Regions from separate parts of the Homo sapiens genome. Here region 1 is linked to region 2. A link is a loop called in an ENCODE intact Hi-C map of the cell type or tissue named here. Cell type or tissue: breast epithelium. All regions are shown on one strand. Each heading gives the region's core, and the rest is flanking DNA. Links, peaks and the distances in the headings are about the cores only. Region 1 has its middle 67 kb from the start of LINC02005. Region 2 overlaps PDZRN3 (PDZ domain containing ring finger 3).

Region 1 (4,399 bases), core at 333-4,332, 180 kb before region 2:
CTCATCCCCCTCTAAGGGAGGAATATTCTCCCCTCAGCCCCACCCCCAGCCTTGCCGTTTGATCCTAGGTTTGGTCAGCTGGCTCAGTTTGGCCAATTAAGGCAGAGAGGCTAACCAGGGTGGAGTGACCATGTGCCAGTGCTTAGTACAGGGTTTAAGAGGATTCAAGGGTTTCCATTTGGACCTCCAGCAGTTTCTTGCCTTCCTCATGAAGAAGAATATGCCCTAGGTAGCTGCTGCCTTTTCAGCCTGGCCTGCCCTCACCTGATGCAGGGCCACCCCAGCTGACCCTCAGACCCACCACCAGAAGCAAACCTGTGCCTGCCAACCCCACAGTCCAGTGAGGAAGAAATCAGTGCTTATTGCTGCATGCCACTGAGATTTCAGGTGGTTTGTTTTGCACCATAATCACCATTTCCTGAACAAGATAGAAGAATTGGTGTTTATGGGGTGAAATCATTGATGAACCCTAATTCTTAGGTGAAGCTTCTGAGCTCCCCTAGGGTACCAACCCTCACCCACCTTCTGCCACTTTTTGAGTTTGCTTCCTACGTTGTCTCTCATCCTGCTTTGAATAATTGTTACTGTACGTATTTTTCTTTCTTTCTCTTTTTGCTTTTATGCCCAAGAAAACTTGGCACATTTTGAGTGAGGAATCTCATTTTGTTTGTCTTGAAAACGGATTTGAGAGCAAAAGATCATGTTCCCTCCAAGTGAAAAACACAGTGTTCTAATGAAAAAAGCAATATAAATAAAGAGCTAAAGAATGATTCAAGTAGCATCGAAGCTCAAAAGAAACCCATGGGTAGAATAAGTTTCAATGGAATTGTGTATGTCTGGAATTTTTTGAGATCATATCCACAAATTCTCACTGGGAGGAACCAGCTAGCTTTGTTTTCTTGAACAATTGTTATAAATTTGGTGCCAGGCTTCATTTAATGGTTGGCCTAAATTGGGCCAATATTTGGCATACTGACTATATACTTGAGAAGCACAATTCAGAAACAAAAGAAAATTGATTCAATTGAGCACAGTATTTTTCTCCATTACCACTGATAATTTTCCCTGGGCTCAGTGGTTTGCGGGGAGAGCCTTTCTAGTAAACCATTTTGTTTGTTTCCCCCTAAGTTATTCAGCAACTAAAACTACATTTAAAAAAAATTTCAAAAACTAAGCATGTTCCCTTTATACCCAATTGGTACCAGTTTGGACTTTCTGAAGGCATAAAGAGCTGTAAGTTGGGGCCTTTCTAGACCAAGAATAAAGAGAGAGAAAATGCCAGAGAGGTATCTGCATTCAAGAGTTGTTTTTCTAACAGAGCAGAGATGAACGCTATAAGAAAATAGCAGAAACTGTAAATGAACGGTGTCCTTAATCATAACTAAATTTGCTGAACTTCCTTGTGGAAATAAGACGTCAGTTGTACAATATGGCCTAATTGTCATCAGTATGGAAGATAAGACTGGGTTACATATTGGATCAAGTATTGGAAAGCATATAAACAAGGAGGTAGTTTGCAAATATTGCTTTTTTATTTTTCAATTTTCCTGTGAAAAATCATCAAAATAAGAGATGAGGCGAGCAACCTCACAGTCATGCCTTGCATCACAATGAGCACAGGACAGAAGGACCACTTTCCAATATCTGATCCAATACATAACCCGGTCTTATCTTTCACACTGATGACAATTATGTCATATTGTACAACTGATGTCTTATTTCCACAAGGAAGTTCAGCAAATTTAGTTATGATTAAGGACACCGCTCATTTACAGTTTCTGCTGTTTTCTTACTGTGTTTATCTCTGCTCCGCTAGAAATACAACTCTTGCTTGCAGATACTTCTCTGGCTTTTTCTTTCTCTTTATTGTGCCTGGCACAGAGGTCCCCAGATATGGGGCCAAGTGAAGCTGAAGTGCAGCCTACAGTCCCCCTTGTTAAGCCATACATCTCAGTGTGACGCCACACTGATGGAGTGGGAGAAGGCTTATCTTTTCCTTATCCACACTGACAACATATAAGATCACTATGCCAAGTACCTGCCATGGGGATGCCATTTTCTAATTCACACAAAGGGTCTGTATGAGCTAGGACCAGCCCTGAAGCAAAGCAATGTGATTGCCAAGTATTGCGTTTGACTAGGAAGTGATATTTTCTTTAGAAGCCTCACCAGGAGTGTCAACAAATACCCATGTCAAAAAATAATGGAAGTTTTCATGAAAATGTGTTCTAATTCAGCACCCTGTCCAAGAATATCATGGAGTTTTGTCAGCTCAGCGATAGCATTCTTGCCTTTAGCCCACATTGTTCTGCTCTGTAGATACCATATTTTTATCCGACTGAGAGGAGACTCAGGCCAGGATTAGTGGCGGCAAAATGGTTCTTTGATGAAGCCTACCCCATGTGAGGGGCCGTCTGGTTATTCTGCTGATCTGTTGAGCTGGTGATATGGATGTCTCCTTTAAGCCCAACCAGATGAGATCTTATATATGGACCATAAAAAGGAGTCACAAACACTGTAGAGTGGTATTTCTTATATGTTTTTGCAGATTCATGCGGGTTTACTCAACCTTCTCAATACCATATCCATTATCCCATATTTAAATTTGCTCCTTAGAATGGTTTAAAACTCAATGGGGCATTTTAAATGTAATATAATTAAATACGGTATGTTTCTTAACATTTTACTTTTACTTTTTACTTAACTTTTTACTTAAACTAAGACCTGGAATTACTGTATCCTTTCAACCAGCAATTCTTTCAACCTTCTGGCTGTGCCTGCTCCCCTAATACTGACCATTGTTTAGTCCTTTGCTCTAGAAAATTCCCTGCTGCCCTTAAGACTACCTACTGTTCCTTCTCCCTCTGGTCCTCTTCCTTTCTCTCTTTACCTAATTGTTTCCTGTTCATCCTTCACATTCCAGCTCAAGTGTCACTTCCTCAGGGAAGTCTTCATAACTTGCCTAAATTAACAAAATCTCCTGCTCTAGGTCCCCATGGAGTCATGTATCTCTTTGGCATAGTGCTTGTTGCAACTGCTACTTTAACATTCTTTCTGTGTGGCTATATGATTATTGCCTATGTCTTCCACATGAAGGGGAATAGATCTGTAACCCCAGAATCTCACCCACAGCCCAACACCGAGGAAACATTCAGCAACTGTTATGAACTAAATGTTTATTTCCCCCCAAAATTTATAGGTTGAATCCCCAACTCCCAATGTTGTGGTATTTGGAAGCAGAGCCTTTGGGTGGTAATTAGGTTTAGATGAGGGCATGAGGTTGAAGCCCCCAGGATTAATGTTTTTATAAGAGGAAGAGAGATGAGAGCTCTCTTCCTCTCTCCCTCCCTCTGTCTTTCTCTCTTTTCTCTCTGTCTCTGTCACATAAGGACTTAGTGAAAAGGTGGCCATCTGCAAGCCACGAAGAGGCCCGAAATCTGCCAACACCTTGATCTTGGATTTTTCAGCCTTCAGAAATGAGAGAAATAAATGTCTGTGGTTAAAATTACCCAGTGTATGGTATTTTGTTATAGTAGCCCAAGCTAAGACAGCAACTGTTTGTTGATGTCTTCCTCCCATCTATTGGATAAATGGATGGGAGAAAGAAAGGGAGGAGGGAAATGTATATGCAGGAAATAATCAGATAAGTGTACAAGATTTAACTATTCAGGATGTTTATCAGACCAATAGTTATAACTACAAAAGCTTGGAAACCAATGTTTTGCGTATCAATATTCTAGCCTCTACCAACGATACCCTACAGTTAGAGAGATGACCCCAGCATATTGTCAAGCAAATGAAAAGAATTATAAAGCAGTGTATACTGTATGGATCTCATTTTCTTTTGAGAAAAATATAATAGAATGACACAAATGTGCACAATAATCTAGAACAAGAACCAGACGACATCAACACATTAACAATAGCTATCTTGGGCTGGTAGAAATCTGGATATTTTTTCCTTCCTTGGACTCCCCCATATTTTCTCATTTTTCCACAATTAGCATGCGCCTCTTGTGTGTACCATATGTCGGTTTCTTCCCACTCAGGCTCTGTTTTTTCCTGACACCCAGTTTGAGGCAGACACAGCACCTCTGCATTCTCCAGAAAGAATCTACTCCACCCATGAGCTTTGGTGAGCAATGTAAATTCTATGGAAGTTTTTATGTGAAAGAGAGAGAGGATGCTTTCATCTCAGAGCCCACAGTGTTTATCTCAAAAAAAACCCACAAGACATTCTCTTACATCAGGGCTCTTTTCCAAGTAACCAGTGGGTTTCCTGCTGTCTCTCGTCTTTTTCCCCATGTAGCCTCTCAGTCTCCCGTGGCCCCTCGTCCTGACTCCAGCTCCTAATTCATATAAATGTAGAGTCACTTCTTTCTTCTGTATGAAATCTTGT
Region 2 (4,399 bases), core at 148-4,147:
AGAGGTTAGGCTTGCCCAGTGTCACACAGCTGGAAGTGGCAGAGTTAGCATTCTAGCTCACATTTGCCTAATTTCAGAGCCTGAGTTCTAAATTATGAGGCTTACCACTAATTATTGGGGAGGGAAAGGATAGTATTTATGATGCTGAGAAGGAAAGTTCCTGAGTGGTACCAGGAATGACCTGGAAGAGTGAAAAGCCCTAAGAGGGATTGGACCATCCAGTGAGCATAGGGGATTGTGTAGATCAGGTGAAAATTGGACCTGCCTCTTCAACCCACAAGAGAAAGTGCAGGGCGGAGAAGAAACCTCAAGGAACGGAGTTGAGCTTTGAAAGGAGAAGTTGGCTACAGGTGCTGGAGAGGGCTGATGGAATGTATTTGGGGCAGAGGTTGAGATCCTGGCCCTCCCATGTCACACACCCTAAATTGAGGCCACATGGCTGTCAGTGAAAACAAACCCAGGTGCTGGTTTCAATAAAAGGTGAGACTAGGACACAAAGAAGGGTAGGGAGGGCAGAGAACAGCTAAGGTCTGAACAGCTCTGCAAAGTAGGTACATGGCTCCCAGGATTATCAGACACATTTTTCACATGGGAAGACAGAATTTTCAAGATGTTAAGTGACTGTTCTAAATCATTCAGCTGAGACTTTCAGTCCCCATATTTGGGATATTTGATGTAGAGTTATACAGGTTTGGCTACAGAAGGCATGACTCAGGCAGAGAGAATTAGAGGAGCCAGGAAGAGGGCAGAATAGGCACAGCCTCTAAACCAGCAACCGTGCTCACAGCAGCCCAGAAGCCCAGGGGGAGAACATGTGTGTTCAAGGTGGTTGCATGTTCATGGTAATAATTACACTAATACCCAATAACAGAGAGGTTACCTTGTGGTTATGAGCCTGGGCTCTGGAGCCAGCCTGCCTCAAGTCCTACCTCTGCATCTTCTCGCTATTTATGTTCTGTCAGATTGTTTTCCCCCTCTGGGCCCCAGTTGCCTCTTTTGCAAAATTAGAATGATAATTATACCTCATAGGATGTTGTAAGAGTTTATTAAGCATGTAGAGCAGGAGTCAGAAACCTTTTCTATTAAGGACTCAATAGTAAATGTTTTTGGCATTTATGGCCATATAGCGTCAGTCATGACTACTTAACTCTGCCATAAGTTGGTAGAAAATTCAGGCATTTAAAAAATCTGTTTGCCATAGGAAATTTGCAGAAGCCCACAGCAGGCAAATGTCTCTTGATTTATAAATGAAATTGTATAAAATAGTAGCCATAGAAAGTAGACTTCTGATTCCAAATTATCAGCAAAGTCATGCAGAAAACAGGCAACTTTTTAAAAAATATAAGGTTTTAGTCTGTGTAAAGGTGATTATAAGAGGAATATTCCTTCTACGGGTCTGCTTAGCTTTCTCCTAACCACTGCTTTTGATTTATCCAGTTCATCATCTTTTTTTTAAATAGAAAATATAATTTGGCGGCTGGGCACAGTGGCTCACACCTGTAGTCCCAGCACTTTGGGGGGCCGAGGCGGGCGGATCACGAGGTCAGGAGATCGAGACCATCCTGGCTAACACGGTGAAACCCCATCTCTACTAAAAACACAAAACAACAACAACAAAAAAAAAATAGCCGGGCGTGGTGGCGGGCACCTGTATTCCCAGCTACTCGGGAGGCTGAGGCAGGAGAATGGCGTGAACCTGGGAGGCGGAGCTTGCAGTGAGCAGAGATCGTGCCACAGCACTCCAGCCTGAGCAACTGAACTAGACTCTGTCTCAAAAAAAAAAAAAAAAAAAAAAATATATATATATATATATATATATATATATAATTTGCCAACTTGCAGCCCATGGTTAAATAAGTACCACCAGAAAGTCTGAAAATGTATTTTCCATTCATAGAAAAAAGGATTAAGCTGACTTAGAAATGTTTTATGTTGACAGTATCACTTAAAGGAGATATACTTCATTCTTAATGTGAGAAGTGCATCTTGGAATCATTTCTGGTAAAGAATTCTCTTGCCCTTTCCCCAAATTAAAAAGAGGAAGAAAAGCAAATGAAGTACAAAAGCCTTAAATTTCAGTGAATAGACAGCTGTGCTCTCTATTCGGGCTTTGATGGTGGGATGGGGGTGAATCCATTGTACCCCAAATTATGTAAGCTTCAGAAGCATTTGCACTACCTGAAGTCCCGGAAATGTAGATGGCATGCATTTAACGGGGCTGACCTTGGTAAATATAGGTTTGTGATTGGGAGGATGGTTTTGTGACACAACTTCTCCAAAAGCAAAGTGACGTCTTAGTAATGATATACTTTGTGTGTAGTTTACAGGGAATGGAGACTTTTTTGTTTTATTCTTTTAAAGGGAATCTGGAAACCACGTCTAATTTCAATCTAATGAAACACCTCCTAATGCCAGGGGTTTCTCAGGTCAGTTTCCTAAGAGAGGCATATCATGCCCATCTTATACTGGATGTCCTATGTACAAAACACTATCTATATTACACTTACCTACTAGATTTCTTTTATTAGCTTTTACCCTGGTGATGTTAATGGTATTCTCATGACTCTTTTTTTATCTGTGGGACATTAATGTGTTAAGGGTTATTTAGCTCCCACTGTGTGCAATAGAGAGAGGTAGGGAGAGAATACTGAGATATCAGTTCATACATCTCTGTACATGTGAGTGTAATGGGGATTTAGGCTTTTCTATTCTGTTTTAGAAACTGTAAATCAAACCAGATCAAAAGATGGTTTTTGACCAGAATTTATGAATTTCCTAGTAAGTGTTGACACAGCACTGAAATTTAAGGAGCAGATGTATCTTCTTGAAATTCAGGAAGCTCACATGAATTCCTAATGAAAAACAAACAGCTTTTCCAGCAAAAAAAAAAAAAAAATGACTTGGGTTTCTCTGTGATGTTAATTGTACCAAGTTCTGATTATGTGTTTCAAATCACAGTAAAAATCGAGGAAAGAGGATTTTTTTTTTAAGTTTGCTTGTCCAGGAATTGAGACGTGGGATTTCAGGAGTTCTGGCCCAAACACGTGCCTCAGAAAATGGGGTAGACAAGTGCACAAGCATCCGCATGTGAGGATCCGCATGCGAAGATGCACGTGAAGACCACAGCTTCCTTTCTGGTGCTCACCATGTGAGTGCATCATTTTTCAACAGTAGTTCAGTTCAGCCTTTCTTATATAATAGCCTTGCAAGTGAACGGATAAGCAAAGTCAGTTGCTGAGAAATAACACTTCCGAGCTGACGCATCCAAATGTTTAGGATACACCTGAGATGTCTCTCTTACTGAATAGAAACAACATCCCTGGAAGCTCTAGACTTCTGAGGCACCCCAGCTTTCCCTGGTGAGTATATTAACCTTTTCCCTTCTTGACATGCTGTGGAATCAGCTGGAATGCTCATTTCATTGTAGCCACTGGACAAAAATGCAGCTTGCCCTGGTCACAGCAGTAATGACAGATAAAGTATGGGAGTTTGTCTAAGAGGGGGTGAGCCCTAATGGTTGAAAGGTTGACAGCTTTCAGAATGTTTGCCACCTCTCTTTAAAGCAGCTCCACCAGGGCAGTTTGGCAAATGTAAAAACAAAACAGTTATACTGCTTGCAGCTCTAGGATTTTAAATCACAAACAAATTCTATATTTTATTCAGCCATCCAGTAGATCAATGAGAAGTAAAGCATCCTAACTGAAGGTGAGAAAGTCATGTGTGTAAAGTTTATTGTCGGGATCTCTTTATGTGGTTATGTTCTGCTAATAGGCAAATTCATTTAATTTTTACATGGTTTCCCCAGAAGAGCTGTTTACATAGTTGCTTGTTCTTCTCTTCCCTTCCCTTGTCTTCCCTGCTTCTCTGACCATTACCATCTAGACCCAGCAAATAGACTTTAGTGTACAAATGTGCCAAACGCATTTCATGTGCACGAGCCGTGACTCATTGTCAGTCACCTGGAGCCTAGGGGGCTTTCTGCATTAAGAAATCTTTTACTCCTAATAATGCTGTTTTCTGGATCATGAATGAGGCTCAGCCATGGCTGTGCTAAATACAGAAATATCTGTGTTCTAAAATCTCCATCTCTACAAAATTAATCTGATGCTGATGCAAAGGGATCCATCTGCCGAACATTTCCATCCCATGAATATGGGAAAAGGGGCAGATACAATTGAGTATGCACAGGTGCATTTAAACATTTAAACAACCCTTTGAATGATGAGTAGGTTGAGTATTTCTCAATGGAGCAAAATGTGTCTGACATGCCATTGAGCAGGTATATTTAAATGATTTCCCGGTTCTTCCACCACATATACAGTGGTGCATATTTTCTTATGGAAGGTCTTGTTTCTCCATCTGTATATTGTGCTCCAGAGCTTTTGCCCCCAAACACACC

What was found. A loop is a pair of places that touch in the nucleus more often than their neighbours do. Peaks named below come from ENCODE experiments on the same cell type or tissue, not always from the same donor. Only the 100,000 strongest peaks of a DNase experiment are listed, where the experiment ranks them.
Region 1: a loop joins it to region 2, with 9 times the contacts of the local background. A loop is called at or near these places in 1 of 110 quality-filtered maps.

The regions. Positions count from the first base shown.
Region 1 is chr3:73,740,034-73,744,432 of GRCh38, reverse strand. No RefSeq gene overlaps it. Among named protein-coding and RNA genes, the nearest start is that of LINC02005, 67 kb to the left of the region's middle. In breast epithelium, for the core only: no CTCF peak of the experiment used is centred there; no DNase peak of the experiment used is centred there; H3K27ac peaks cover 577 bases.
Region 2 is chr3:73,560,411-73,564,809 of GRCh38, reverse strand. All of the region lies in intron 3 of PDZRN3 (PDZ domain containing ring finger 3), which reads left to right. The region is part of intron 1 of LOC101927296 (a long non-coding RNA gene); the gene reads right to left. Among named protein-coding and RNA genes, the nearest start is that of PDZRN3-AS1, 61 kb to the left of the region's middle. In breast epithelium, for the core only: no CTCF peak of the experiment used is centred there; no DNase peak of the experiment used is centred there; H3K27ac peaks cover 686 bases.